2 separate regions of the Mus musculus genome follow, and region 2 is linked to region 1. Evidence: chromatin loops called from intact Hi-C (ENCODE). Cell type or tissue: left cerebral cortex. All regions are shown on one strand. Each heading gives the region's core, and the rest is flanking DNA. Links, peaks and the distances in the headings are about the cores only. Region 1 overlaps Hlcs (holocarboxylase synthetase (biotin- [propriony-Coenzyme A-carboxylase (ATP-hydrolysing)] ligase)). Region 2 overlaps Sim2 (single-minded family bHLH transcription factor 2).

Region 1 (15,523 bases), core at 4,705-12,704:
CCACCATAGCCACCTCTTCCACCAAAGTTTCCTCCACGACCAAAGTTTCCTCCACCACCTCCAAAGTTTCCTCCACGACCCATAAAGTTGCCAGATCCACCTCCACGACCTCTCTGTGATCCAGCAGACTGCATCTCTTGTTTAGAAAGGGCCTTTTTCACTTCACAATTATGCCCATTAATAGTGTGGTATTTTTGAACAACAATTTTATCAACTGTGTCATGATCATCAAAAGTTACAAAAGCAAATCCTCTCTTTTTCCCACTCTGCCTGTCTTCCATAACCTCTATGGTTTCAATATTGCCATACTTTTCAAAGTAGTCTCTCAGGTTATATTCTTCCGTATCCTCTTTAATACCACCAACAAAAATTTTCTTCACCGTTAAATGGGCACCAGGCTTTACAGAATCCTCTCTAGAAACAGCTCTCTTTGGTTCCACCACACGCCCATCAACCCTGTGTGGCCGAGCACACATTGCAGCATCCACCTCTTCAACACAAGAGTAGGTCACAAAACCAAAGCCTCTGGAACGTTTTGTTTGGGGATCTCTCATTACCACACAGTCTGTAAGTGTGCCCCATTTCTCAAAATGTTCTCTTAAGCTATCATCTGTGGTTTCAAAGCTCAGACCACCAATAAACAGCTTCCTCAGCTGCTCTGGTTCCTTTGGATCATGGCCCTCCATTTTGAGACCGGACTCGCCTCTTCCAACTCGAGTTCAATATGGGACCTGGTCGTGGTGTCTTATCACAGCGACAGAACGGTAACTCAAACTGCCACCGTCTCCAAAGCACCTGGCCCTCCCAAGCACTGCTCTAGGTAATGCAAACCAGAGGACGTCACTGTGTGCCTCGGACCTCCCACCGGACAGAAAAGATCGCCTAAGAAAGCCAAGGTGGTCGTCCTGTGCCCCCACTGAAAGCAGCCAGAGGAGAGCTCCACTCAGCAGGGTGTGCTAGCGCCATGAGAGAGGCAGAGGCAGGTGGGTCTCTGTGAGTTTGAAGCCAGCCTGCTCTACAGAGTGAGTTCCAGGACAGGGAGGGTTATATAAAGACTCTGGAAGGCAGGGAAGGGGGGAGAAGGAGAGAGGGGGGGGGAGAGAGGGAGTGGGGGAGACTGAGAACTAACTCCAGGTAACCAGGTAAAACCAGATTCTTGGCTTTGCCACTGAAAATTCAGGACAAGTCAGTAGTGAGCAGAGTTGAAGTTTATTAAAATCAATAGTTTGTGCCTGTTTGCACATAATATGCATGTACATTATAAAATGTGTGTGTTTGTGTATGTGACTGTGACACACGTTTGCCACAGCAGACGCTTGAAGACAGCCCCTTGTCCTTCTACTCCATCTGGGACAGGATCTCTTGTTTGACACATACCAGGCTGGCTGGCCCTGCAAACTCCCAGCACCCTCTGGTGTCTGCCTCTCACCTCACTACAGGAAGACAACACTAGATTACATGGACTCTGGGATTTGAGCCCAGGCCCTCAATTTGCACAGCAGGAATTTTATGCATGGAGCCATCTCCCCACCTCTGAGAGACCTGTTTAACATATAAGAAAAGGAGTTATTAGAAAGATGTTCTGAGAGAAAGCGAGGCATGTCCAAGAATAGTCACAGTGTGCACCTGGCAGGACTCCAGTTCACGAGGTAAAGCTAGAAGACCTGGGATGTAAGAAGTCAGAGACTCTCCACCTTAAGCAAAGCCTATTCGTGAGTTGCCTATAAAACATCCGAGGGAGGAGTGGGCCTTTGCTAGGGGCCATATACAGTGGGGCCTGAAACCTCTTTCCAATTAACACTCTTGTGCATGCCTTTGAAAGTGATGGGGGAAGGGGAGGGGACCTACTGTATCCTCCAGCACCTTTGGCCTTATGCCCTCAAGGCAGGGTGTCTCCCTGACCCCAGACCTCACTGTGTCTGACTGGGGGTGGCCCCAGGATCTCCTTATCTCTGCTACAGAGTGCTGGGGTTACAGGCCAGTGAAGCCACATGCAGAAGTTTTGTCTGTGTGTTTGTTTTAAGATTTTATTATTTTCGTGTGTTTGAGTGTTTCAACAGTTGTGAGCCACCCTGTAGATGCTGGGAACCAAACTCAGGTCCTCTGTAAAAGTAGTAAGCGCACTTAGTCACAGAGCTACCCACAGCCCCTGCACCCGGGTTTTGCTAGTACTTGGGACCCAAACCACCAGGTCCCCACGCTTCCAAAGCAAACGCTCTTGCTCACTGAGTCACCTCCTGTGTGTGTGTGTGTGTGTGTGTGTGTGTGTGTGTGTGTGTGTGTAGGCCAGAGAAAAGCTTACAGGAGTGAGTCCATTCTCTTTCAGCTAGGTGAGTCTTTGGGATCACAGTTGGTCAGGCTTGGCAGCAAGCCCCTTTACCCACTGAGCCCTCTTGTCAGCCTCCCAGCTATGTTGGTACTCTTCACAGCAAATGTTGGCTCTCAGCTCGCCAGGGGCTTTAGACTCCGGGGGGGGGGGGGGCTGGAGGGGAGTACTCCTCTCCCTCCCCACGCCACCATAACATCCCACCTGTCCAACCTGCCTCACAATCACACAGGCAACAAGTGGCAGAGCTGGAACTTGATGCCATGAAACCAAATCCACCTGCCCCGGAATTCTTGCTCTTATTCCTCCCCACGGTCTCCAGCAATGGCCCCCCGCCTTACTCAGGTCCAAGTAACACAGACTATTATGGCCTGCTAACAGTGCCCCAGACAGATGCAAACTCTGGCAAGTGCAAGTTGGGGGTAGTGATAATACAGGGGTGCAGCTTGGAGCTCAGTACGAGGAACTTCAATCTGAAGCTTGGATTCGCCATCTCCCTGCTGCTTCTATTCTGACAGATGACATCTCTCACACAGAACAAAGTTTATCGCGTAGCAGAGTTACTCCTGGCCTCACGGCGATCCGGTTTGGGCAGGATATAGTGCGTTCAGAATGTCCAATAAAGATCTCTTCACGGAAGTGTGGGCAGAGTTGAAAGAATCAGAGTGAGGGGCAATGAGGCACCCGGGGCCCACAGGACGGGAGGAGCAAACGGGAAGAGCCTCTCATTGGGGCTACGAGCACACGGAACACAGAACAGCCTCACAATGGAACCCACCAGAGGTGGGCGCGGGAGGACCCCGACCCTCGGACAGTGCAGAGGGTGAGGGAGGACTGGGCGCTGACTGGGGAGGGTACTCACAGACCAGGCCTGGCTTCTGTCCCTGCTGCCATCTGCCTTTCTGCACACTCTGATCCTCTCTGCCAGAACCTAGGCCAAACTGGAACAGGAACTCTGCGACTCTTAGCTACCTTTCCGTTGTGTCCAAACACAATGAGATAAAGCCGACGGGCTTATGGAAGGAATGGTGGATTTGAGAGGTGGTGGGATTTGAGCGGGTAGTTTCTCCTGGCTGGGAGGCACAACAGTGGGAGCGGTGGCCAGAACAGGAAGCTGAGAGCTCACGCCCTCAACTGTGGGCACGAGACAGAGAGAGGGAACTGAGAGTGAGGTTAGGCAGCGACTCCGAGACCACCCCCTGGTGACTACACCCCTGCAGTAAAGCCACACCCCTGAAGAAACACCCTGAGTCCCCAAGGGTGAGACCAGGGGACACACCTCATTTAAACCACCACAGTCTACTATACACACCACCTGTGAGATGAATCTGAGGGGCGTGCTCCTCCCCATCTCCATCCACACCAGTGCCTCTGCGAAGTAGGCACTCAGTATGTGTCCAGTAAAGTGATAGCCTGGCTCAGTTGTAGTAAAAGGCCCTAGATTTACTACTTTCTACCCCTCCACCACCCCCAACCCTTCCCCCACCGACCCCCACCACCCTGCCAACTAGTGAAGACCACAAAGGGCTTGAGGGGAAACAGTAACAGGAGAAATGAATAAGTCATTTCTAACGAGGCTGGTTTTATGGGCCTCACACCTCCTCCGGGCCAACCAGGCTAGTTCTAGGAGCACAGGGAAGGGGAGGGCTCCTAGACAAAGGGAGGCTTTAGGCAGGAATCAGGCGCTGCCCTTACAACAAGAGGGGTGGACTTCCACTCACAGGACTCCTGGGTTTGGGTCGGCATCCGCAGGAGTCTCCAAGGCCTTCATTAGCCGTGCCTTATGCGAAACGCCCGCCATTTGTCAGAGTCCAACACAAACCAACTTCTGACAGTTTGGGGAATGTGAAGGGGGCAAAGCCAAGGAAACCATGCCTGGGGTGCCAGTTGGAAAAGCCTGCTCAGCTCTCCCGGAAGTGGACTCACCTGGCCTCTTCGTACTTCCTGCTATGGTCTGGGTGTATCCCACAAGTTCCTAGTCATGGCTCAAATTCCATAATGCAGCAGTGTTGGGGAGTGGGGACTTGTGAACAGTGCTTGGGTCACAGGGAATCGAGGAGCCCAAGTGTGGATGACTGCCCCCACCTTCTTCAGAGGTTGGATGGGTCGCCCGCCTGACAGCCCACTCTCACAGAGCAGTTCATCCCGTATGTTTCACTTCCTCCACAGATATCTGCTGCATGGTATGGTCTGCTGGTGGCATGTACCCCAGAAGCTCACATTTGTACATTTAGTCCCCTGGTGGAAGCGCTACAGGAGCTGGGAGCCTTCAACCAGGGGCCGGTCTTCCAGGTCGGACCTACCTCTGCTCCTGGTCCAGCCAGGCTAGGCAGGAGCTCAAGCATGCAAACACTGCCCTCCGCCACTGAGCTGCTCTGACATGAGGAATCCACAATCCAAAGCAGAACCCCTTTGCTTACTTACACCCCCTCTGTTGGGTGCTCTGTCCCATGATGGCTTCTGCTGGTCACCACCAGCTGAGACACCGCCTCTGCATCTAGGATATACTCAGTCCCACCATTTTTCATGTGCCTGTCTTCTGTCTGCCTGGCCTGGCATTCTCTGGAGCCAGGGGGTAGTTGTCACTGGACATGGGGGGATCAGATGAACTGACCTGCCACCAACCAACTATAAAGTCAAGTGAACACGGCTTGTGCTAGACCTCCAGGTCTCTGTTTTCATTAGGTTGTTGTTGTTGTTGTCTGTGGTTTTTGTTTGCTTGTCTGGATTTGGTTTGATTTTGGGGACAGGGTTTCTCTATGTAGCTCTGATTGTCCTGAAATACCCAGGGCCACTTGGGAGCTAATGTCACTCTCTGACAACCCTAGAAGTAAGTCCTAAAAGATGCTGCCTACCCTGGAAGGAAACGAAGAGGGCTCAGAACCGTTTTCCTTATTAGTAATAACACAAGCATCTTTTAAAAATAAAAGGTTCAGCTCGGGAGATGGCTCTGTCAGTAAAATGCTTACCATGAAGGGATGGGGACCTGAGTTTAATACCCAAGGACCTGAAAAAGTTGATATGTCAGTCCAGGTCATAATATCAGCAACATAGTAGGGAGGGAGAGCCGATGCATCCTTGAGCTCACGGGCCAACCTGTGCTGAATCAATACGCTCCCGAGTCAGTGAGATCCTGTCTCAGAAACAAAGATGGGAAGATCTACGCAAGCCCTCCATGTTGACCCTTGGTGTACAGCCTCATGCCCATATGCATGAACCGATCCACGCACACACATAGCATGCTCACGCATGCATGCATATACATGCACACACACATACAGACAGGCATGCAAGCACGCTTGCAGCCCTTTTTATCAGCAAACTGTCAATACTAGTGACCTTGACTGAAGGTTTAAGTGTGGCCTAAAAGTTCTCCTTGTCCTTTTACTTTTCCAGAACAAAAAATGTGGATTGAACATTCTTCTAGAAGAATCTCTAAGGCCACGTCTGTCACTAGCCAAAGATGTGGCCCTCTTTTAAAAAAAAAAAAATCCAAACAGCTGAATGTAGTGGTTCCCATGAAAGGCTGAGGCAGGAAAGTGCGGCTGTTAAAGCCAGCCCAATGGACAAAATGAGACCGTAGTTGGAAAAACAAAACAAAACAAAACCAAACCTTTTCCATCCCCCAAATCAAAACACAGCTAGAACACATTCGGGCATTTTGCATTTAGTTGAATCTGATGGTGCCCCTCACCTCACTCCCTTGCTGTCTGCTGAGGCCATGCCAGAGTGAGAAGCATTTGAGAGGCTTCTCGACTGCAGAATTCCACCGTCACGGAGCAGTCCAAAGACAGGCAGGCCACGCAGGCCCCGGTGCGTTTGTGAAGCTTCTCGGTGTGAGGGACCGGGGTATTCGGAAGAGCTCACTGGCAGGGATTGCAAAGCACACAAGTCCTAATCTTGGGACTTGAATCCTGTCCAGATTCTACGTAATCGCTGGGCTGCAGCCTGAGTATGAGTGGCGACTGCAGGCTGCCTGGTGAGACCTGAGTTTTGAAACCAGGAATGGTAGCTTAACAAAATTTACGGGTTGTAGAAAAAGTCACCAGCCTCTGAGGAGGTGAGCTCAGCCTCACCCTTCTGACAGCTGCCCCGGGTGGCCGGTTTTGGTGAGAAGTGTTGGCTCTCATGCCGGAAAGCTTTGACCTCCCCTTCTTAAGGAAGGCCGCTACAGGCAGACAGACCATTCCAGGTAAAAACTGGGGGTGACCAGGGAAGCAGGAAAAACCCAAACGAAGGTGTGGCTTTGAGTAAGTGACCACCCCATTTGTTTAAAAAATAAAAACAGTAAAAGTCCTATCTTTCAAAAGTAGAAGGACCCGAGGCGCGTGGGGCTCTGGTCTCCACCGCAGCATCGCAAGCAACATGTGCGCATGCGCAAGCACCACATGTGCTCATGCGCAAGCGTGCACACGTGTACAAAGAGTAAATGGAATTGAGTTGTGCATATTCGAGGTATATGCACACATCTGTGTGAGTGCACGCTGCCTATGCCTGGGCCTGTGGAGGCCAGAGCTCAGCTTCTGGTGTCTTCTATTATTCTTTACCTTGGTGTTGGAGACAGGGTCTCCTCAGTGAACCTGGAGTTAAGTTAGTGGTTCTCAGCCTTCCTAAGGAATGCGGCCCTTTAATACGGTTCCTCATGTTGTCTTGAATGAGAATTACTTTCGTTGCTACCTCATAACTGTGATCTTGCTACTGTTATGAATCATAATGTAAATAGCTGTGTTTTCCAATGGTCTTTGAAAGGGGTTGCGACCCACAGGTTGAGAACCATTGAGTTAAAGTTATTAGACTGGCCAGAGCCCTCCAGGACTCTGCACCCCAGTAATATCTGGCTTTTTATACGGGTTCGGGGTCTCCAGACTTCCAATGACAAAGCAAGCACTTTACCCCTGAGACATCTTCCAACCCTGAGGGTCTATAAAGTCAGACGCGCACAAAGGATTTTACTTTTCCGCCTCTCTACATAGAACTACAGTCTACCGACTTCTGCATTCTAAACTTAGGTAGTCTTTCCTACAACATAAAGACTGCATCTCAGGGCAGAAACTTGTAGAAGGCGCTGCTCGCGCAGAGCAAACAAGCACTCAGCACCGTGAGGTCTTCAGAGTCACATTGTGAGATATAAACAGAAGAATCGGAGGCCAACGGAATGCAAGGCAGGGAGTATAAAGGAGCAGAAGTAGTCGCTTCTCTTCTTCCAACAGTGCCGCTCCGCTCGGCAGAGAACAATCTGGAAACAATCGGCTGGCCAGCAGCTGCTCTCATCAACAAACTGTTTATTGTAACAAAGTGGCTGGGTCAAAGGCTGAACATCAACCTGAAACTGAAAGCAGAGTACAACCCAATACTTGCTAAGGAAACGGGGTCTCCTCACGGGGAAAGCAGAGGCGAGAAGCTCACACTCGAGTTCGTTCTGAAAGGGCCAGAGTGGGGATAAACCTATGCAGCTCAGCTCAGCTCGCCTGTTGTTCTGTGAGGCCACAGCTATTTACTGCTGCCTCCAGAAGGGCCTTGGAAGAGACAGCACCTCTCCCTGTCTCCACCAACCCCGGGTTATAATGGCTTCCCATTTGCTCCCTCTCTCGTCTGTCTCTCAGCCGCCTCAGCAGTTTATGCACGGTGCCTAAGCAAGCAAGACAGCCTGCTCTTCAGTGTGTCTAAACAGGAGCTAGAGGGGAGAACACTGGAAAACAGCCCTCTGTCAGGGATGACAGAGTGACCTCTTAGCAACATTTTCAAACAGGGGTGTTATCTCTTTAGAAGCGTATACTGAAATACTCACAAGGAGAGCCAAAACAATAGCTGGGATTTGGTTTGGAATCATTGCATGGAAGGCGTGGGTGTGGACAGATGGACTCTGACTGGCTGTAGGTGGACTCGGAGAAGCGTGACAAGTAGAGCACTGTGAGGGCTCTACTTTTGCTAACGTGCACAGTTCAGCAGTGGCTCAGAGAAAAGAATGTTTTCTTGGTTTTTGCTATAGGAAAGTTTTGAGTTATCAAAACAAATATATGAGCCCCGTCAAGTATGGATAGACATGTTCCATGCTGGTGCCCAGTGCCCGCTGGACACTCTCTGAGAGATGTCTGAGCAGAGCCGTGACTCTCTACCCAGCGCTGGAAAAGCGGAAGGGATATGCCACATTTTCTCGGCGCGTCCACAGCCCAGTTGTCAGAACCAGATGCAGAATGAGAACCAGCAGATGGTACTGAAAAAGGCCTGGAAACATTACTCAGAGGTAGAGCAGGTGCCCGGCATAGACACAGAGACAGATGGACAGAAAGACAGACAGACAAGCATGCATGCACATACACACTCACACGGACAATTTTTTATGGCAAACATGAATTTGCATCAGAGATCACCTCCCTAGGACTAAATTCACTGCACCGTGGAACAGGCAAACAGGCAGTAAGAAAACCTAATATCAAGTAACGGGGACAACAGAAAGCACAGTCTTTGAAAATGTAATTTTGTTTGAAAATCTGGGACTAGTTTAGACCGTAATGATAATTCTTAAAGTAAAGATAAATTAATTTGAGACAATGCTTGACATTTAAAAGAAAAAGGAAAATATTCTTTAATTGTGTTTAAATTAAGCGCTGATGGGTCTCCAGTCAGGATCTGTTCCAGTATAAAGCTGAAAGTGGCAATAATTATGGTTTGAGGACAGGATGCATCCCAGGGAATTGGTTTGGCTTTGGAGGGCAGAGGGAGGGGGTGAGGGGTGTTTTTAAGCCTGAGAGTTTTCCTCTGCAGGCACACATAAAGCTGAGTTGGAGCCCCAGCAACACAGACGTAAATTCATTCACACACGTGTGCACACTTGGGACTTTTAGTCTAACTGCTTTGCCAATTGCATCATAAACACCTCAGGGCATGGGGAAAGGATGTGGAGGGCATCTCGTCTCTCGTCTTCTGACAGAGAGGGACGACTCTGGGGTTTTGGTGACCGTCTTTTACGAAGGCATCTCCTATGAGAGACTCAGAGTGAAGAACCCGCAGCGCTAGGCCTATGCCCGACACCATGGAAAGAAAACGTTCCAGAGAAGAATCTTCAGAGTTATAGACTTTGGACTTTTAAATATTGTAGACTCAGAGGCTGCAGGAAAAGAGACAAGCACCAGCCATGCATCAAGGTTGCCGACAAGAATACTCTCGTTAACCCAACTTGACACTTTCAGGCAAGGAGATTTAACTATGCCCCTTGTGCCCTCCAAAAGTTAACCACCATTTTTAGAATATGAAACCACTGTCTGGTACATCTTTTAAAAGTTATATTTGCTTATCTGTAGAAATTACAAATGGGAAGGGGAAGCTGATTAAACACACGATATACACATCCGCAGGGAATCCTGTAAATATGTACAACTTCCACATTTTTATTAATTAGTTAAATTTTTTTATTTGTAAGGAACTGAGAAGGGAATAGGTGAGGCCATCCTCTCAGCTTTCTCTGAGAATTTTACTCTTTTATTATTATGGCTTCTAGTTTTAATTTTCTAAACTTTCACTTGTGTGTAGAGGGTAAACTTATTTAATATTTTTTAAAGTTCAGGCTGAAATAAGCCTTAGCCTTAGTTTGCAACGCTGACACACAGAGTGGCCCTCCTCCTGTCCTTACAGACAGGTGATAACTTGCACCTTCACAAACATTTAGAATTTAAATGTCCTGTGCTAAAGCTCGCCTTCACCGTTCCCTCTCTCAGGCAAATGCACACAAAAGAGACTCACACACACACACACACACACACACACACAAACACACACACACAGCACCCCTTACACTGTGACCCTTTGTGAGTCACAGGGAGAGGTGTGACTTCCCTTGGTGTCAGAGGTCTCCAGATATTCCAACAGCATCTCCTTATCCTCGGGGTCAAAGAAGTGCTTCACAGAGACAGGCTGTCCCTCGGGGATCTTATTTTCAGTACAGTTTTAGCTACAGGAGACACACGTTTAAATGGATACATGCACATGCGCACGGCTAACATGAGAAAGTGAAACACTACCAACAGCAATTAAAGCAAATCTTCTAATGGCTGTGCCATTTTCACCTATAAAAGCCATGTTCCTCGGGAGATAAAAATGAGGCACAAACTCTAAAATTGTGTTATGCGGGATACTCTCCCTTATGACCAGTTGGAGCCGGCACTGTAGTCTTTAACTCCAGTATACCCCTCTTCTTCATTGACACATTAAATCTGTATACATTTATAGTGAACAACATGATACCTGACCTGTGTCAGCTATAGATGGGAGTTCTGACCAGCCTTCCTCTGATTACATTACCAAATGCTGAAGGAAGGGAACTTCACGTACTCCCAGCAGGAGCCTAGAAACACAGCCCCCAAACCCTCAGTGCACACAATCTTACACCCACCCACCCCCCAGCCCCCACCCCCACCCCCCGGTGGTAGGACTGAGCAATGGAAGGTCTGCCCAGAATGTATGCTCCGTCTGTAGTAAGTGCCTGGTGGACATACAGACAGGCAGACTAACCTTGGTGGAGTTCCCTGATTTCCTAAGGAAGCCAGAGAAAGGTGCCAGAAGGACCCAGACCAACTGCAGCACCCTGACCCTCTCTGCTGAGGCTTGCCCCCCACCCAGGTACAGCGTCAAGGCTGGCCTGATTGTTTTGAATTTTCATGTTTGTCCAAGATGCCAGCTCTGCCATCAGAGCAACATCCAAATTACTAGCATGGACAGAAAGAGCACGTGATATTCACTCTAATGCATACATTTTCCAAGTGGCCATCAGGTCCCAGATACTCACATTCCTGCACTGACAGGAATTCCTGGCCACAGGGCCAGGCCTTGCCAGTTACCATGGGTGCCTACCACCGGCCACCTTGAATCCAGGTCTCACCTCTGCACCTGATCACAGGGCCTTTTGATGGTGCCCCCTAACCCAGTACCAGTGTGGGCTATCTCCTAGGGATGTGTCTGTCGGACCTGAGAGAGAAAATTCTGCTGGTAAGAACGTTCCGAGATTTAGTAGAAACGGCTTCAGTCGGCTTCCCAGGAGGTAACGAACGGCACAATGCAAACCCGCTCACACATGGCAGCTATTAGGGAGCTAGTGTAGGAGACAGAAAGCATTTGCTCTTGGAGGATTTTTTTATTCCAAATGAGCCTGCTTCCCATCCACAAATCTGTGACTGCATAAACGCTGGATATAAATAGTCTATGGAAACAGAGCCGCCCTTCCTAGCCACGGCGTAACCGTGAGCAAGCGGCTGCAGAGCTGCGTGGACCTCCACCAACCCCTCCAGATCCTACCGTAAAAAAAAAAAAAAAAAAAGTCGGCTCAGAGAAAACCAAAATCATGCGCTGAAACTCAGCAAGGCCTGGCCGGGAAGCAACAGGAGCCGCGTTTGTCTTGTGGGCATCTCCTTCTCCCGTGAGCAGTTCTCTCCTGCCTGATGTTTGCCCTCCAGTGTGGACCCCGAAGGCAGCTTTGGAACATGCTTGTGAGAACAAGATCCACACACAAAGGCAGGTCACCCAGTAGCTCAAAGGCTCCTCGCAAAAACAGCCTGTAAAAAGGAGACTGAGGACAACACCCCGTGAATTCCGCTTTTTGCATTTCGGAGTTAAAAGGGATTGTGTGGCCTTTACACGGGCATTGTACTTGATAACAGGAAGTCAGTCAAAATGAACAAAAAAAAAAAAAAATTCCAGTATTGGTGGGGAGAGAAAGAAGAAAAGAGAGAAAGGTATATGAAAGGCCCTTGAAAACATTCGCAGCTATAAAAGCTTTTAAATGTTGGCTTTAATCTGCCAGCTGCTCTGGGCTGTTCTGTAAAGCAGCCGCCACAAGACCTCAGCAGACGCACGCACACCAGGAGCCACCCAGTGCACCTGGGACCCCGACTTTCTCTCCGATTTGGATCTCCAAAGAAATATTTCTTTAACTGTATTTTAAAGTATTGCTAGAAGTTTGTCCCTTATTTAAGATTCAGAACTAGGCCTAAAGGCCACAGGAGGGAGGGGAGGGCTCCATGTCAAAACTGTGCTTAAAAAAAAAAAAAAAATCTGTCAGGTAGAGATTTTTTTTTTCTTAAATGGAATATTGAAATTTAAAAAGCAACAACACTAGGCACTTTAGGCTCCAAACAGCTAGTTCACAACCTGGGAAGACAGCTCGGCGAGCACAACACTGGCAGGGTGCAGTGGAGAGGCAGTAGCTCTAATGCAGGGGATGCAGCCAGGGGGTCCCTGGAGCTATTAGGCAGCTAGGCTAGCCGAAACATGGGGAGAGCCATGTTCAGGGAGAGACCCTGTCTCCCAACAACAACAACATTACCATTGCATAGAGAAGTGATTGCAGACAGACAGATCTCGGTCAGTCCCTGGCTGCCCCACACGCTTGCCAGGTTAATGCAGCCATACTTGCATATATCACCCCGCAACACAGTTTTGTTTTTAAATACTAAGAAGAAAGAACCCAACTTTCAGGCTGAGGACACAGCTCGGTAATACAATAGTGAGGCCCTGGGTTTGATTCCCACCTAAGTAAATAAGTAAATGAAAGCTCAGGTTCCCCATGCCAGGGATGGACGGATGGATGGACGGGCAGGCAGGCAGGCAGGCAGGCAGGCAGGCAGGCAGGCAGGCACCTCATCCTGCCTATTGGGGAGTCCAGATGAGACCATGAAGCACATTAAGAAGACGCGGTTAGCCAAAAAGCATGTCATCAAGATAAGAAATGACTGTGTCTCCCAAACTGCCCCAGCACCTGGCCCACCCTCATTAGCTCCCAAATATTTGCTGAATGAAGTGGCCAGTGCAGACAGAAGGGAGGTCCCGCATGGAATGACTTAGTCTACATTCTGTCATAAAGCAACAAGACCAGAAGAGAAGCTTGCAGTTCGTGACAGCTATGTGTTAAAACACCACACTAAACACCTTCAATGTGAGCAATTGAAAATGAATTTTCAGGAAGGGATTCCCTGGGCAGAAAGGCCACACTAAGGGCTTTCTGATACATCTACAAATATAAAAAACGATTCTCACCAACAACAGCCAATCACCAACAGGAGCTGGGGTCTGAGGAAGGGAATAGAGTTTCTTTGTTTATGATCTTGGGTTGAATCAAAATGGAATATTGTAACCCTTTTCTGTCTTTAAGCATGTACTGATTCATGCCACGACTCCCACAGCACCGACATCACACACACACACACACACACACACACACACCACCAGCACCACCACCACAATCATGACTCTACCCAGCTGCTTTATCAACAAACTCAGTTGTCGCTTCTTGTTATGGTTACATCTTGATCCCAAGGGCAAGTAACTGGACGCCCTCAAAGAGCTCCTGCCAAGCAGGAGTCCAGCGGGAGTCTCCCAGGTCACCTACACATCACTGCGCCCAGCCTCGTGCACACCTAAGAAAGCAAAACAAAAACAAAAACAAAACAAAACAAACAAACAAAAAAATGTGTGTGTGCTCCCTAACTGAGTGGGAAGCCAGGCCGGGGGAAATCTGCAAACAGCCTGGGTTCCTCACAGCAATGGCAGTTCCCCTTGCTAGAGGTGGGGGGTTCCTCAGAGAAGTGGCAGCCCCCCTGGCTAGAGGTGGGGGTTCCTCAAAGCAATGGCAGCTTCCCTTGCTAGAGGTGGGGGTTCCTCAGAGCAATGGCAGCCCCCCTGGCTAGAGGTGAGGCGTCCATGCTCTTCTGCATCCTCTGGCCACCCGGGAAACATCAACATGTCACACGGACAGGGATGGTATGAGATGGAAGGTGGGGGTGGCTCTAAATCCCAGCTGGCCTAGCCGTTCCACAGGAGCCGCCAGAGACTCCAGTGTGTCCTCCTCCTTGTTGCCCTCCCTCGGACAGAGATTAGAAGGCAGGGGAACAAGACAGTTTTCACTGAAAAAAGAAGTCTGCTTTTATTTATAAAATTATTATCTTTTTACATAAAATAAATGTTTAAGTTTTCCTACACAACATCACAGAAATGGGTTCCTTCTCTGTTTTTTCCTTACAAAATGTGTGTCTCCCACGGCATACCCCACAGTGATGCTGCATTCCTGCCAACACTTCTACTGGATGGAGGGCTGACAGGAAGGCCACCATGTAATGCTAGCCCATAATGTATCTTACATCAAGCGTTCGGCCCGTCAGCCTGACCTTCGCTGGCCCCTGTATGGGTTTATTCATGGAGAAGTAGTGCGGAGGGTTCTGGGTCACCCCAGCAGGAACAGGGCTCCAGTCGTGACTAGTCCAGCAACGCCTTCTGCTCACACGGGTGAGCACCAGTGAGGCACCCACACACCAACCCTGGAGCTCACTAGTAAGCCGGGCAGCCATGACTGTGACATGCCACTCACAGGAGTCAAACAGCCCACTGGCAACGCTACACCCCCTAAACCAGCGGTTCCCAACCCTCCCAATGCTGCGACCCTTTAGTATAGTTCCTCATGCTCTGGTGACCCCCAACCATAAAATTATCTCAATGCCGCTTTATAACTGAAGTTTTGCTACTGTCATGAATCAAAATATAAATATCTGATATGGAGGATATTTGCTACCCAGATTGAGGATGACTGCTCCCAATAATTAAGTCAGATGTCAAATTTCAACCAAGTGTCAGAGTCCAAACAATCAGGTTTTAAGTACATGTGAGAGGCTTCCAAAGTTGATGACACACTAGCTTGTTTTTTTACTTATTAATAACTAGCTTGGCTCAATATGAAAGTAACATACATCTATCATAGACAATTTTGAAAAATATAAAGAAAACTTTGAAGTGTTATTAAATTACATTAAGCTTACCACCAGAATGTGTATGTATGTATGTATGTATATATATATATATATATGTATATGTATATGTATATGTATATGTATATATATATACACACACACATATATATGCATTTGTACATGTGTGTATGTTTGTATATAAGTGTGTTTGTGTGTGTATATGTGTTTGTGTATGTATATGTTTGTTTGTGCATGTATGTATATGTATATGTATGTGTATGTGTATACATGTACACGTGCATATGTGTATGTGTATACACGTGTATGTTTTTGTGTGTACATGTGTGTGCATGTGCTTGTGTGTGCATGTGTGTATACGTATGTGTATACACGTGTATATGTTTTTGTGTGTACATGTGTGTGCATGTGCTTGTGTGTGCATGTGTGTATACGTATGTGTATTGTGTGT
Region 2 (15,523 bases), core at 4,416-12,415, 130 kb before region 1:
ATCTCCAGCAGGAGAGCAGGTGCCTGCAGCTGGAAGCAGCCACCAGAGCCCGAGAGCCTCAGAGCCCCAGAGCCCCAGAGCCTCAGAGCCTCAGAGCCCACTTCTCAGTCCCTCCTCAGGCTCCTCCTCTGCTTGGCTGCTGTTCAGCTGTGTCCCAGTCTTCTGTACACAGAAGCCTCTCCTTCCCTGTCTGAGGTTCCCATTGACTACCAGCCATGACCTCATGGCTATCCTCGCAGCTCCTGCTCTATGAAAGGCGCTGAGCCACCCCCACCCTGACCCCAGCCCGGTGCCCAAGGCTGTTGTTTCTCCTCTCACAGGAGCACCTAACTGTGCTTGGCTCCTTAGAACCCCACAGAAGTGACATAGCTTCTTTCTTGAGGACCCTGCTGCTCATGATGTTTAGATGTTCTGGGGCGGCCACAACCAACCACTGCACAGCCCAAATAGCTCTTACAAGAGGCTTTCATTTCTCCACAGTTGTGAGGCACGGGTCCTGTTCAAGATGTCAGCACGGTCCCTCCTCTCCTCAGTATCTTCCTGGTGCTCTCAAGTGCTCAGTCGTCCGTGTGTCTGCTCCCATGCTCCATGGTCCCATTATCTTATAAAGACATTGGTCGTAACGGGTCAGGGCCTATGCCTGTGCCACCATATTTACCTCTATAAGGTCTCTGTTTCCAAAAAGTCTTGTTCTGTGGTGCTAGGGGTGAGAGTTTCAGCTCTCTGTTTGGATGGCACAGTTCAGCCTGTAGCAGGGATGTTCTTCACACCCTGATCCTACTTCGGCTGTAGGTGCAGGCCTTTGTGTAACTTGGTAGGAAAACTCCATTTCATGAAGATATCACTTCCTATGATGTCATGGAGATGGGGGAAGCACGGGGTCAAGGAAGCACTGTAAATACCTTACTCTACGGCTTTGTCCGTGTTCGCAGAGGAGATCCCACCCTGGCCAAGCAAATGTACTGAGAAGCCAGAATTAATCCTGAGCAGAAAGGAGTGGTAAAAATGGGTGTCACATAGCAGGGTCAGAGGGATGGCTGTCACACAGTAGAGTCAGAGGGATGGCTGTCACACAGTAGGGCTAGAGGGATGGTTGTCACACCGTAGGGTTAGAGGGATGGCTGTCACACAGTAGGCCTAGAAGGATAGTTGTCACACAGTAGGGTTAGAGGGATGGCTGTCACACAGTAGGGTCACAGGGATGGCTATTACACAGTAGGGTCAGAGGGATGGCTGTTACATGTCAAGATTACTGCATGCATCTCCACAGATATTCCTAAAGTCCTGGAGCCTTGAGTAAGCTGCATTTCTGCTTCCCAACCTCCCAGACAAAACACTTCCCCATGTTAAAACAAAATACCCGATTGTTCGCTCTAATTAGAAACTCTCTCTTTGCTAGAACTTTGGAAGATGAGAAGACGGTCAGATAAGAGTGCTTGTGTGTGGAGCCCCATCTGTCGGCCGGGGTTCCTCAACTGTATGTCAGGGACATATGAATGAGGAAAGATAGTAGAAGATCGAAGTTTGAGCGGGCGTGTGCCCACAGGCCCATTTTCTTAAGTTAGGGTTACACTTATTTCTGCCGCCTCTCCTCTTTCCTCGGTGTCCAGTCACCAATCGCAGTCAAGCATTTCGGTGTCTGCACAGAGCTCCTCAGTCTCAACCTCCCCCCCCCCCCAACATGCAGGCTCTCCAAAGAAGCTTTTGGTCTTTAAACAGAATTGCAGCGAATCTTCCCTGCACACTGGTCTGTTTACATCGTGCGTAATTCCTGCATACCCTGTCCCTCAAGTGAAGTCCAGGGAGCCACCAGTCAGACTGCTTTCTAGAGTTCTGAGTCACCCGCCACCAGGCCCAGGCCAGGCCCCCACCACCAATCAGCTGGCTGGCATTCCCTGCCACCCTTTGAACCATTTTCTGTGGGTTTTAGAGCGTTTACAATTGCAGCTGAAACCTTTATGTGACTGCCCAACACTGCCAGTCTTTCCAGAAGTGGCTGCTCTGTCTCCTTTATTCCTGCCCTTCCTCTTTTGGAGCCGGTGGCCACCCATGGGCTCTGGCCCTATGGATTTGCCTACTGTGAGCATCTCACATAAACGGCCCCACACAGTCCCTTCATTTCTTTCTGAGTGTCTGCTGGAGGGCACCTGCCTTTGAGTCAAGGAGTCGAGGGAGTGCTTGCTTAGTGCTTGCTTTTATGGTTACTCTTTGGAGGTTTGTACATGTTCTTCTGGAGCACAGCTTTTAGGTCTGAGTGCTCTGAGTAACCATCATGAAGTCTTTCTGTGTATTTAAGTGTTCATGTGTGCACGTGTGTGTGTGTGTGTATGTGACACACGCTAGTTCCATCACAGCCTCAGCTCCTTTGGCCTTCTCTGGTCTCTGCTCAGGTGGTTTCTGGTAGGGCCCCAGGAAAAGAGCAGGAAAGTTCTAGAGCATGAGCTTGTGTGTGTGTGTATGTGTCTCTGTGTGTGTGTGTGTGTGAGTGTACGTGTGTGTGTGTGTAGGTGTGTCTCTGTGTGTTTGTGTCTGTGTCTCTGTGTGTGTGAGTGTATGTGTGTGTGTGAGTGTATGTGTGTGTGTGAGTGTGTGTGTCTCTGTATGTCTGTGTGTGTGTGTCTGTGTATGTGTCTCTGTGTGTCTGTGTGTGTGTCTGTATGTGTGTGTGTATGTGACTCTGTGTGTCTCTCTGTGTGTGTGTCTGTGTGTATGTGTCTCTGTGTGTCTCTCTGTGTGTGTCTCTGTGTGTGTCTCTGTGTGTGTCTGTGTGTGTGAGTATGTCTCTGTGTCTCTGTGTCTCTGTGTGTGTGTGTTTGTGTATGTGTCTCTGTGTGTGTGTGTGTGTGTGTGTGTGTGTGTGTGTGTGTGTAATAGCTGCCATGCTTTTGCTTAGCTCTCCGCTCTCCACTGGCCACCCGCAGCTCCTGGCATTTTCCTTTCTCCCAGGCTTCCCTTCATCTGCCTACCTGAGGTCTGCAAGGGGAGTAGTGACAGTTTATGGGCACCTAGTGGCTTTGGGGGACTGCTCTGCTGCCCAGAATGTGCACCCATGCATAGAAGGTGGGCTCATGGGCCCAATTTTCAGGAGCTGTGTCACCAAGTGGAAGGCTTTCTTACACGAGCAACACAGGAAATTAACAGCCAGAGAGAAAAACGGGTAATTGGGAAGAAAATATAAACAGCACTTGAGGACAGAGCTTGGGTTCTCTGTGAACACACACAGCCCGGCAGATGGCAAATGTCATGCCAATCTGACACTTGGTCAGATGCACTAAAATTAGAGCTCTGTTTAAACAACTAAGTCCCTCTGCCCATAAAGGTTGGGGGGATTAAAACATAATTGGGGGCACTTGGATACTAAAAAGTTAATCAGGTCTTTCCACTCTGTAGGTACCGGTGCTGTCTGGGGGCTTTTTCCTCCTGTGAAAGTAGTGACTGTTAATTCAGGGCTCTTAACAAGAGGGGAGGGACCACTCCAGGGACTGTGCAAAGTTGTAGGTGACATTCCTTCGTGTGTGTGTGTGTGTGTGTGTGTGTGTGTGTGTGTGTGTGTGTGTGTGGTGTACACTCACACATGTGCAAGTTTGTATGGTGAAAGCCCACCCACTGTTAAGAGTCCTTCCTTTGCCCTGGAAGGCTCTGTGTGTGTCAAGGGGTAGGACAGGACCTTCAGAGCTCCAGGATTCATGTCACCTTGTGCTTACAGTGCTGGTGAAGGGCCAGGTCACCACCAAATACTACCGGCTGCTGTCCAAGCTGGGCGGCTGGGTCTGGGTGCAGAGCTACGCCACCGTGGTGCACAACAGCCGCTCCTCCCGGCCTCACTGCATCGTGAGTGTCAATTATGTTCTCACGTAAGTCAGCCACATTTGTTTCTCTCCTTGCTCTCTCCTCCGTCCCTGTCACAATGCTCCAAGAAGTGTCCCCTCCCATTCCTCATTCTCTGGACGGTTTACCTCCCTTTTTGTTTTACAATCTGTTTATAATCTGGTAGATTGGGAGCTCCCAACCACTAACGTGTGCCAGGGAGTGGCAGCAAGGATGATGGGGGAGCCTCACAGGATTATAGCTTATTAGATCCTGAGACTGAGCCCGAGAGAGGGGCCCGGGAAGGGACAGAGTGCAAAGAGGGTGGGTATATGTCCTGTGTCAGTCACATACATATCTGTGCTTCTGCCCTCAGGAACAGGCGCTCTCTCCCATTTTTCTGTCTTCTCACATATTCTGTTACCAGTGTGGTCGAATATTTGGTGCCTGAAAGACCCCAGATTTTACTGAAAAAAAATTGTTTTGGGACAGAGTCATATCATTAGTTGACGCTAGCTTCTATCTCACGACTCCCCCCATCAGCCTCCCAAGTACTGGGATTTCAGGAATAGGCCACCAAAAGACTCAGATGCAGTTATGTGTAAGTCCACTAGAAGTCACAGGCAAACCTTCCTGGAACACGGCTCAGCGTGAGCAGTGGTTGATACACTTGCCTCTCAGCCCTGCTTCTGCCAATGAAGGGCCCTCCTTTGCATCCTGAGCACTGAGGATTCAGACCCCAAGTTCTTTCACAGAGCGATCGCCAGGCTACTGTGCGTTTTAGGAGGAATGATCTGGCAAAACCACACGGGGGAAAATGCCTCTGTTCCTTCATTACACTAGCCAGGCCTGGCAGCATCTAGCAGTAGCTCTCCCTTTGGGAGTGTGACGTTGCCAAGTTGAGTCTGCAGGCTCGACAGGAGTCCATGTGAAAGTAGGCAAGGCTAGGAGCTGGCTCCCCACAGGTCCATCCCACCAGGCTTCTGGGTCCCCCAACAGAGAAGCCTCAGGTGCACAAACCAGTAGGGGTCGTGAGGGTCATGGGGGTTGCCACCTATGCCTTGTTAGCATGTCCACCCCTTGCCGTGGTCAAGAGCGGCCTTGGGTTGTGTATGTGGACTGAATGGGTTTGGAGAAAGCATATTACAATCCCCCCATTCTTGCCAAACAGTACTAACCTTGCTCAGAACTCACAGTCACCACACTGGAGCTGCTGGTGGCCTCTGTCAGGACCATGTGTCCTTCCATAAGAGATGCTCTGGGACTGGAGGAGAAGCTTGCTCGGGGATGCAGCTCTTCCTCCACGAATGAGGAAGTCATGCATGGGCGTGACTTGCCCACTCTTGCCTTTCAGGGATGTTGAATACAAGGAACTTCAGCTGTCTCTGGACCAGGTATCCACCTCTAAGTCCCAGGAGTCCTGGAGAACCACCTTGTCTACCTCACAAGAAACTAGGAAATCAGCTAAACCCAAAAACACAAAGATGAAGACAAAGCTGAGAACCAACCCATATCCCCCACAGGTAACACGAACACAGGGCAAGATAGCATCTCTCTGGGGACTCAGGACACCTGGGCATGAACTATGAACAAGGGATGTCCTTGCAGAGAGAGAAAAGGTCCCACAAACAGCTCGGAGGATAAGCATATGCTACCTCATTTGGCTTATGGTAATATCAAAATGAAACTTCTCCTCTCAAAGTGTCATTAATAAGCTCTGGGAAGTGGGAAGTGGCAAGGGTCCACAACCATCTGGTATGTGGTCATCTTGGAGAATAAATTCTTTCCACTCAGGGACTTTGCAGTAACACTAGGGTCAGGCCAGCCCCAGCACGAAGGGCTGGGCCCCTCAACCTCTGGTGTGACTAGGAGGTAGCTTACCCTTGGACTCTCCTCTGTCTTCCCTTACCGTGCAGCAATACAGCTCCTTCCAAATGGACAAACTGGAGTGCAGCCAGGTGGGAAACTGGAGAACTAGTCCCCCCACAAATGCTGTGGCTCCCCCGGAACAGCAGCTCCATTCAGAAGCCAGCGACCTTTTATATGGGCCGCCCTACAGCCTCCCCTTCTCCTACCATTATGGACACTTCCCATTGGACTCTCACGTCTTCAGCAGCAAGAAGCCAGGATTGCCCGCCAAGTTCGGGCAGCCCCAAGGATCCCCGTGTGAGGTGGCACGCTTCTTCCTGAGCACACTGCCAGCCAGCAGCGAATGCCAGTGGCACTGTGCCAACTCTCTAGTGCCCAGCAGCTCATCGCCAGCTAAAAACCTTTCTGAGCCTTCTCCTGTGAATGCTGCCCGGCATGGTCTTGTGCCAAACTATGAAGGTAGGTCCCATTTACAGGAGGGGAAGGGCAGGGGTTCAGCCTCAGTAGCAGTGGGTGGTGGATGGAAAAAGAATCCTCATGCTTTGGGCAAACTGGCCTCTTCTGCTTCTAAGCTGGGATTTCTGTGCTTCCTACTGCCCATCATGGTTTCATGGGCGTGAGTTACATATAACAAGAACACCGGAGATGGCATAAACAGCAGAGAGAAGCTGAGTGCCCAGTCCCCATATAAGTTCTGGCTTTATTCGTGACCTCACAGGGAGGCAAAAGTGATTTTCCAAACCAGCTCCCATGTTTGACCACGCTCCAGCGGCATCCTTGAGGTGCCTTTTCGCCGTTCCTCAGAGTGAATGGCAGATGTTAGTTCTCTTCCCAGACCGGTTCTCAAACTACAGAAAACAAATGAAGAAATGCCCGGCCTTGGGGACAGAAGCCATGAACAGAGAACAATTAGCACCCTCAAGCCTCTGCTTTTCTCTCTGTGAAATGGGACCACAGCCGATGTAGGGAGCCTACTTGACATACTCTAGGTGCCTGCTAGTTCTGCAGGAACTGCTAATATGGGAGTAAATGTCACACTTGGATGCTATGGCTTAGGAAAAAGTGTCACTAGCCTTTATAAAGTAGCTCCCTGAAGTGTGTGCCCCCGCATACAATCATGTCTCAGTACATGCCCCCACACTCCCATGTAACACAATCATCTCTCCTTCTCTCCTCTCTTTCCCTCGCTTTGCCTCTCTGGCTTTGCTTTCTGTGCAAACTCTGAGGCTATGACTCCATATTGTGATCAGTCTACAGTTTGTGGGCAAATCTGAGCAGAGGGACAATTATGGGAGAAATCGGGCCTTTGTGGACACAAGGAGAACATTGTTTTCAAAAGCAGACAATTTAGAGGAGACCCACCAGTCACTGGGGCCCGCCCTGCCTTGGCGCCAGCCTGGCCCCACAGCTATGATCCCACCCTTGAGATGGTTGGATCCCCATCTCATCTGTGCAAGGGTCCTTCACAGTCAAGAAAGAAAAGGGGAAAGACCCTGCAAACATCCGTGTGAGCCAGACTTATTTCTCTGTATCTGAGGACTGGCCAATGATATAACACACAGAATCCGGCTTTTATTACTATTTTAAAGCAAAAATGGTTGGCAGCCGCCTGCTTGTCACATTTGATAAGACGGGCCTCAGGGAAGGACTGAAGGTGCTAATTTGAGGCAATTTGTGAGCAACTTACTAGTCTTTGGTATTAAATGAAAACAACGGCTTCATGGGAAAGCTCGGGGGAGTTACTTGAATGGGCACAGTTAATACTTTTAATTATGGGCCTACTAAACAGCACAGGGTGGTTGCCACCCAACCCCACCCCCACCGTATTGAGAGATTAGTAAAATGGGTAGACTTGGTGCTGTAAAGAAGAGTTGCTTGGCTTCGATTCTGCGGCTGTCCACTAGCTCCGCGCGGCTTAAAGCATCTTTTAATATTGATGACACACTGGAGTATTTGGATCTGTTGCGTTAAGCGTGTTACTCAGAATGAATCCCACCTGTTCCTCTAAAGCTCCCAGCATGTTTCCAACAATGTGCGCTGGCCTGGAATGCACAAGGGGTGGCACGGACCAACGGAGGAGGACTAACGATGGAGGGCGCGTGTGGTAGTGTGTGATGGAGGATCCCATGACTCTGTGCGTGATGGAGCAGGACCTCGTCGCACTGCAAGAGTGAGGGCGCGTGTAGCTCAATGCAGGACCGAGGAGGACCCTGTGGCTTTCTGTGAACCTGGCACGAGCGTCTCTGTGCAAGGCCACCGGCGTCTGTGGCTGGGCAGGGTTGAGGGTGCGTGTGGCTCAGTGCAGAGCAGAGGATGGACACGTTTCTGAGTGGGCGGCTTCCTCCCCTACAATCCTCTCTTTTGTCTCTTGTCCCCGCAGCGCCCTCCGCAGCCGCGCGCAGGTTCTGCGAGGACCCCGCGCCCCCAAGCTTCCCGAGCTGCGGCCACTACCGCGAGGAGCCGGCGCTGGGCCCTGCCAAGGCGCCTCGCCAGGCGTCCCGGGACGCAGCCCGGCTGGCGCTGGCCCGAGCGCCCCCCGAGTGCTGCGCGCCGCCCGCCCCCGAGCCGCAGGCGCCGGCGCAGTTGCCCTTCGTGCTGCTCAACTACCACCGCGTGCTGGCGCGCCGCGGGCCTCTGGGGAGCGCTGCGCCCGGAGCCCCCGAGGCGGCCGGCTCGCTGAGGCCCCGACACCCAGGCCCCGTCGCCGCCTCTGCGCCCGGCGCGCCCCGACCGCATTACCTGGGCGCCTCGGTCATCATCACCAACGGCAGGTGACCCGCCAGGGCCAGTCCCGCTCGGCAGGGCGGCCCTCAGGGAGAAGCCATAGGCCAGGCCTTCTCTGGTTCCTCTTTCACCCCCAAGGTCCAGCAGATGGAGGGGCGAACTGTATATGCACGATATAAATTAATTTATACAGAGACAACTATTTTAATAGAACTCCGCAGCCGACTTTTAGATTTTTACCGTAGATGCTGGTGTAGAGGGTTGGGACGCAGTTGGGAAATGGGGAGAAGGGACTGCCCATTCCTGTCCAAGGGCCGGTTTTCATGGGGCTGAGCATCCAGGTGTCAATCTGTGACCTCAAACTACCGTCTCCAGGGATCTTGGTTTCCTCACCATGAAGCCAATCAAGCCGAGGTCCAATAATGGGAATTCAAGACATTGCATACAGCTTGGCAGACAGATGCCACTTTAAGACCCTCACTCCCCCCCCCCCCGAGCCCCCCTCTGTGGTCCTCTGTTCCCGAGGGGTACAGACAGGGTGGAAAGTCCCTTCAGAGTCCTTTTGGACACTTGTAAACGCAGAATGTTATCCTTGTAAGTCCCACGTGCAGACAACAGTTTCTGCTGTCTTTGAACTCATGCATCTCATTTTTAAATTTAATCCTTTTAAAAATACAAAAGCCAACAAGGAGAGGCTAAGGAGGCAGACGTGCAAGCCTATTGTGTGCATGCACACGGGTGTGCTTCCGAAGCACACTAACAAGCTCGCTCATAACCGAGCCCTTAGGAACTCTGGTTGACACAAGTTGCACCTTCAAAATATGAAGTAGGCATTAAATGCAAAAACGATATATATAGCCAGGCATGTTAGAGAATGGCCCTGTCAAGCACCTCCCTGGCAGCATCCCTCCAGCCCGCACAGATTTGCTAGTCCTACGCTTGTGTTTGCTTGCGATTAGGAACTCTTAAAGCTAGTTAAACTGCATGTGCAATACGGAAACCAGAACGGACTGCACCTTGTGGAAGAAAAACATGCTTAAGGGATGTATTGAAAGCGGTGTATACATTTAAGCGTTTTCTACGTAGCAAGAGCTTCATACGAACATGTTGTGTGTAACAGGTGAATGGAGATCCTTTTTATAAACTTACCAGCAGTGTTTAAAAATAAATTTCCATTACTTTTGTTTCACATTTATGGTTTATTTATGGCTGTATGCATTTTTTTCTTTTGGGGTCACTAGGGCTGGGGGTGTGACTCAGTGGTCCTCTGCTTGCCTGGCAGGCAGGAGATGCTGGTTTGAACATGAGTATGGAAAGAAAAAGAGAAAATCACTATTCAAAAATTTTCTCATTGCTTTGACCTAGACATCTGCCCTGACCAATAAATATCTGCTTTGGTTGTCACCTTTCAATTTCTCTACACAGGAAATATTGTATCCATTTACTTTAAAACATGTAGATTACATGGGCCTGGCAGTGGTGGAGTATGCCTTTAATCTCAGCACGTGGGGGGCAGAGGCAGGAGGATCTCTGTGAGTTGCAGGACAGCCAGGGCTACACTGTGAAAGCCTGTATGGAAAAGCCAGCCAACCCACAACAAGCCCCACCCCCCCCCTTTACTTTAGGAAACTCTTCCCACCTATATAGAAAGGTTCCACATTAAAACAAAACAAAATGAAAACAAAAAACCCACTGTTGGTATCAGGGCCTCTGAAACCTGTGACATCATAGGTGGGACCTACACACCTGTTGCCAAGTCAACAGCCACCATATTCCCAGAATCCACGTGGCTCACCTTCCACCTTTATCTGTGATTACATTATTATCCAGCTATAAAGAAAGGCCCCCTTGATCTCTCTTCCCCCCTTCTCTTTCTGCCGCCACCTTGCCCCTCTCTCTCCCAATAAACCTCACATGGGACTGTTTGGCCTGTGTGGTCCTTCAGAAGCCGTGTGATGGTCAAGATCATAACACCCACAACTAATCCGTCTAGAATCAATGGCCCGGAGAACTCTCAAAGTGTAAACTTCAGCCTGCTTTCTGTGTCACTTAGTGAGGACCCTGTTTATTCCCTATAGTGTTGGCAAGGTTAGGACCAACAGTGTATGTGGAAGGTACTGGGTCATGGGATAGTGGCTCTCAGCACTCGATGCTCTCAGCGTCTGCACATGACAAGCCAAGCTTTTATGCTCACGAGTCTCATGGTTCTTGGAAGGTCTATGTTTGATCTGTGGGCATTAGCACCAACATTTTTCAATGAAGTTCCACTTATCTGCTCTTGTGCCAACCTGTATCCACAAGGCACAAACCCTGAAGGAGGTTAATGGGAAAGGTTTTTAGCGTGTGTGTATGGGGTAGGGGATGGGGAGAATGACCCTGTTATAGATTTACAAATGATAGCATAAACAAATATAAGGGAGTCTGTGTGTTTCTAAAAATTAAAATGTCTATTAGTAAACATTTCTTTATTTGGATAAACCACCAGTTTTCATAGTTGACAATAGGAAGGATGATTCCTCGGAGAGCTAAACTGGCTTCCAGAGGTTATGGACTCAGACAAGGTTGCCAAGCAGTTACCATGGCAACCTAATTACTGTTATGCTCATCCCCAAGGTTTTGCCCTGGTATCTTTTCTCAACTTTGTGAAGCTTTAATAATGATGTGCTTTCTTTCACAAAACAACAACAACAACAACAACATCATTACTGTGGGCCCTATCAAAGATGGAGCATGTTGACACAAATGCCAGATCAAATGGACTTGACGCCTAAGCCAATTCAAGCCTTGGACCCTGAACAGGGCCTCCTAGGGAAAGGAATTCCTTTATGTTCTTGGAAGCCCCTTTCTAGACAAGCCATTCCACTCATACCTCTGCAGAGCCAGGAAGGGGTGGAAGGGCCTGGTTCCCCACCCTGCCCCCACTCCCTCACCCTTTCAGAAGCCCAGGGCTTCCAGTAAAGCAGTTCTGGCAGCCTATGGGTTACCTGCAGCACATGACTCAGGCTGATCCCAAACCCAGGCAAGATACCATTAAAACCCTCAGGACGAAAAGTATCTTTAATGAAAGTCGATCAGTTCTCACAACGGAAACACCCGTAAAGAACAGAGTCTCCGAGCGCTCATCTTGGTTAAAAGATTTGGTTGTACTTAGAGCCTTTATGGACTTTTTTTCCCCCACTAGTAAGATCTCCTTTCACCAAAAATACATAAAAATTCACAAAGTACCAGGTTCCTGAATTCTTACACGTGATCTTTGTTATAAAAGCATGTTTAAATATCAAATAAAAACAGTGTAATCAGAAGCTACTGGCCATTCTCAATGAGCCCAGGGTAAAGCAAGAATGGACTGCAGCCACAGTGAAAATCCTAAGTTTATTTTGGTAGAATTACTTTATAGGCATGGGTTTATAGTAATACTTTTTCAGAGATGATTCTTTGAAAAGCTAAAAAATAAAAAAAGTAGCAAAGGTTTACATTTTTGTTTATTTCAAAGATGCATAGAGATGAACCAGGAATGAGGTTGCCCCGTTGCTGGCATGTCAGGGTAGCAAAGCCGCTCACTGCTTCAGCTGAGTTGTGTGAGACCCAGTGCTTGCTTACCTGTGCCTTCCAACACCCAGGGGTAGATATGCAAGCAGGTTAACACTAGGAGTAACCTGCTTACGGCAAATACAGAGTCGGGGTTAGGTGGCCACGTCTCCAGATTAGGAGGCATCGAGGTTAGGAGACTTGTAAAGTTCTTGGAGGTCCTGGGACACTGAGAGTGTGAATACCCTCGCATGTGGCGGGTACAGTGGCAGCCTTCACACGCCCCATCGGCAGAAATGCTCTCTACGATGTGAAATCTGAAGTCTTTGGTTCATGTGAGGCCAAGTCAGGCCAGTGGGGAATGCAGCTTCAGTGCTTCAGGCTGTGCTGTCTCTCGAGACAAGGAGTGTCCTGTCTGCATACGCAAGAATACCCCCAAACAGTGTAACTACCCCAGGGCCAATCAGCATGCCCAGAACATCTCTGTCTGCTCTGACATGACCACACTTCATTAGTTTTAACTTACAGAAAGGAAATTAAATGATAACATTTTTTTCCCCAAAGTAGAACTATCCAGAATAGGCCTTCAGCTTAAAATAAAACATAGCATGTTTTTCATTAAATAATCCCCCATAGAAATTTCAAATGTAATGATGGCGGTTCTGAGAGATGAACAGCCTTATATTACAAAGTCTGAGAAATGAACCTTTGCAACAGCCAGCTTGGAGATCTTCATTCTTGATGATATTTTACAGATGCTCTCGCTCTCTCTCTCTCTCTCTCTCTCTCTCTCTCTCTCTCTCTCTCTTGGGCCTGTCACTTTATAATTTGGGGTGGCGTACAGTTTTATTTAAACTCGCATGAATTTAAAAAAATAGCGGAACTAAATTTTATATATGTATCTTTTTCTTTTTTTGAGAAAAACATTAGTCAAAGTCTTATTTGCAAGAAAAGTTACTTTCAAGTTCCTTTAGTGTCACAGCCCCTCAAACACACGTCAGGTTGGTATAGTTCACCCTGTTATTTATTTATTTTATTTTTTGCTTCAAATGGGGCTGACTCTGCTAGGCTGAGGGTGAGTGGATTCTATGCCGAAGACCTCTGGTTTCTGGAGTTGGCCCTGACTACAGAAGCTGGATAAAGATGGTACTCGTTTATGACGAGGATCTTGCTCTAAGCGAAGCGATCTGTTCCGTCCGCCCACTTCAGTGGAAGTGGCAGGAAGCAGGAGGGCAGACAGGAACTAGTTCTTTCAGGCTGGGCAGCGATGGGTATGATTCACAAGCTCCACAGAGACGGGAGGTACACGGGAAAGCACGGAGCACATCTGGAAACGCAAGCCCAGAAAGGCTTCCTCTCCTTTGTTCTTCCACGGAGACGTTTTAGCACATCAAGTTTTGAACATCTTCTTTTAAAGACACACACACACACACACACACACACACACACACACGCAAAATCAGGCATGCTCTGCACGCACATACGTCTCTCCAAACTGATGGCATTTTTGTGTCAGTCTCTCTCTCTCTCCTTCCTGACATTATGAAATTGGGGGCAGAAAGTCATGACTTACAATACAGTGCTGCACTCGGCCCTGCTTGGGGACACAAGCTTATGGGGATGTGGCATTCTAACAGAGCCTGCAACTGATCAGCTTAAAAGCTCCAAGAATCCTCCCTTGTGTGGGCAAGAGGGTGAGCCCACGTCTCCATCAGCCTGGGCAAGCCTTTGTCTCTAAGGAAGCTGCCATCATGGCTTAAACATCTAAAACCTGACACATCTGATCCTGGAAAGGAGATAACGCTGGTTAGCAGCATTTCTGTGGCCATCCTTCAGTCCTGTGTTCCAGGCTACTACAAGAAGCCCAACTTGACAAAGGAAACCAGCAACAACCCTACGTGCAGGTCAACACTTGTGTGTTCTGGGACAGCAGTGAGCATGCCCCTGAGCTGTGGGCATTCACTGTTTCAACAGCAGAGGGCTAAAGGCCTTCACTCCTTGGGATATATTTGTACTATCTCAGCGCTATTCCTAACCCCTTGCTTCTCATTTCCCTCCCAGTACACACAAATCCAAGCCCACATGGGGAAGAGCACTTCTATACCTCACAAGGCAAACTAAACTCCTAGGCTAAACTGACCCTTCTTCGCCTGTGAGTCAATCCTCACCAGATGCACCTTCAAACACCCAGTAAAACCACATATATGTGTCCCAAATCCCGGGGTGGGGAGGGGGTGGGGGCAGGGAACCCACAACCTGAAGAATTAACAACTGGCCTCTAACTCTGCATTAGCTTCCCAGGCCCTAGGCAGGCAGAGACAACAGTTATGCAAGCGGAGTGCGCCTGCTCAGTGCTCCCAGGAGATCCCAGGAGCAGCTTCCCTGTTGCAGTAGATCCAAGCTGTCTGGGGACACAGGAAGGTGTTACTGTCGCTTGGGCACGATGAGGTTTCTCAGCATGTCGAAGGAGTTGCCATCTGGATGCACCGTCACAACCCCACCATCCTCTTGGTGGACCTGCAGGAACCCGGAGTCATCAAGGCCCACAATAGATGCCTGTGGCCCCTCCGTGCTGCCCAGGCGGACTTGCTGACCACTGAAAATGAAGCACACCAACACCGGGGTCACGGGAGGCAACGGAAGGCTGGGACATCTTGCTCGGTGACTTCCCATTACAAGGGGACTAGGGTCCTGGCGACAGGCTAAGGCTTACAATGGTGACCTCGGACCTTCTTTGTCCCTGTGAAATGCCCTAATACTTACTTGGGCAGCCACAGGGCCAGGCTGGGGCTTCTGAGTACTGGATGACAGTAATTCTGACCCCACTGCTGGTGATTTGTGCCTCCTCTCACCCAGAGTACTCTTAACTGGATGTGCTAAGAGACAGGAAAGTGGAGAGGAACACCAAGAAGGCAGGGGAGATGAGAGGGGGCACTGGGGGCCAATGAATATGGCCAAATTACGTTGCAAACATGTGAGATGTCATAACCCAAATTCATCACTTTTCCAATCAATCTGTGCTAGCTAAAATGGAGAAAGGAAAGAGTTTACTACAAAGGGACAGGCAAGGTGGCTCAGTAGGTGAGGCGCCTGCTCCGCCTGGTGACCTGGGTCCAAGGGTCCAATCCTTGGAACCTGTGTAAAAATGGGAAGAGGAGCACTAACGCCATGAAGCTGTCCCACCTTCTTGTAAGTTCATGTTGAAAGGGTAGAGGCTCATCTTACACACTGTGGCTCTCACACCTCAGCTGCAGAGGATGCTGGGAACGAGTGTCAGCAGGTAGGGCTAGCCTCAGCCCCCTGAGTGTAGATTTATTAGATGCTGGGTGCGGGTGGGGCTGCCATTGTCCCATGGGGATCCCACTTTGAGATGAAGAAGGATCTACCTCTCAGCCGTGTCTGCCTCCTCATAGGTCACACTAAAGTGATTTCAGCTCGTCCTAGTGTCACAGTCTTCCCAGCTCACCCTCCCAGGATCCTGGTCCCTCTTACTCCCGCTAGGCCGACTTAGGCTTTGTCCTCGCTGGGCTTTTCCATCAGAGTTAAGAAATAAACTATCAGACCGGAATGTTAAGAAACTCAAGTGCTAACTTTA

The links. Peaks named below come from ENCODE experiments on the same cell type or tissue, not always from the same donor. Only the 100,000 strongest peaks of a DNase experiment are listed, where the experiment ranks them.
Region 2: a loop joins it to region 1, with 2.3 times the contacts of the local background. A loop is called at or near these places in 4 of 42 quality-filtered maps.

Annotation. Positions count from the first base shown.
Region 1 is chr16:94,242,662-94,258,184 of GRCm38, forward strand. All of the region lies in intron 5 of Hlcs (holocarboxylase synthetase (biotin- [propriony-Coenzyme A-carboxylase (ATP-hydrolysing)] ligase)), which reads right to left. It also overlaps the pseudogene Gm6363. Among named protein-coding and RNA genes, the nearest start is that of Hlcs, 40 kb to the right of the region's middle. In left cerebral cortex, for the core only: no CTCF peak of the experiment used is centred there; DNase peaks (open chromatin) are centred at 8,181, 8,489 and 11,453; H3K27ac peaks cover 468 bases.
Region 2 is chr16:94,117,442-94,132,964 of GRCm38, forward strand. Sim2 (single-minded family bHLH transcription factor 2) reads left to right here. Exons shown (of 11, transcript NM_011377.2): 8 at 3,707-3,854; 9 at 5,162-5,330; 10 at 5,724-6,135; 11 at 8,057-9,591. The coding sequence ends at 8,451. Hlcs (holocarboxylase synthetase (biotin- [propriony-Coenzyme A-carboxylase (ATP-hydrolysing)] ligase)) reads right to left here. Exons shown (of 11, transcript NM_001360045.1): 11 at 11,865-14,524. The coding sequence ends at 14,353. Among named protein-coding and RNA genes, the nearest start is that of Sim2, 40 kb to the left of the region's middle. In left cerebral cortex, for the core only: a CTCF peak has its summit at 8,328; DNase peaks (open chromatin) are centred at 4,520, 6,007, 7,789 and 7,998; H3K4me3 peaks cover 867 bases.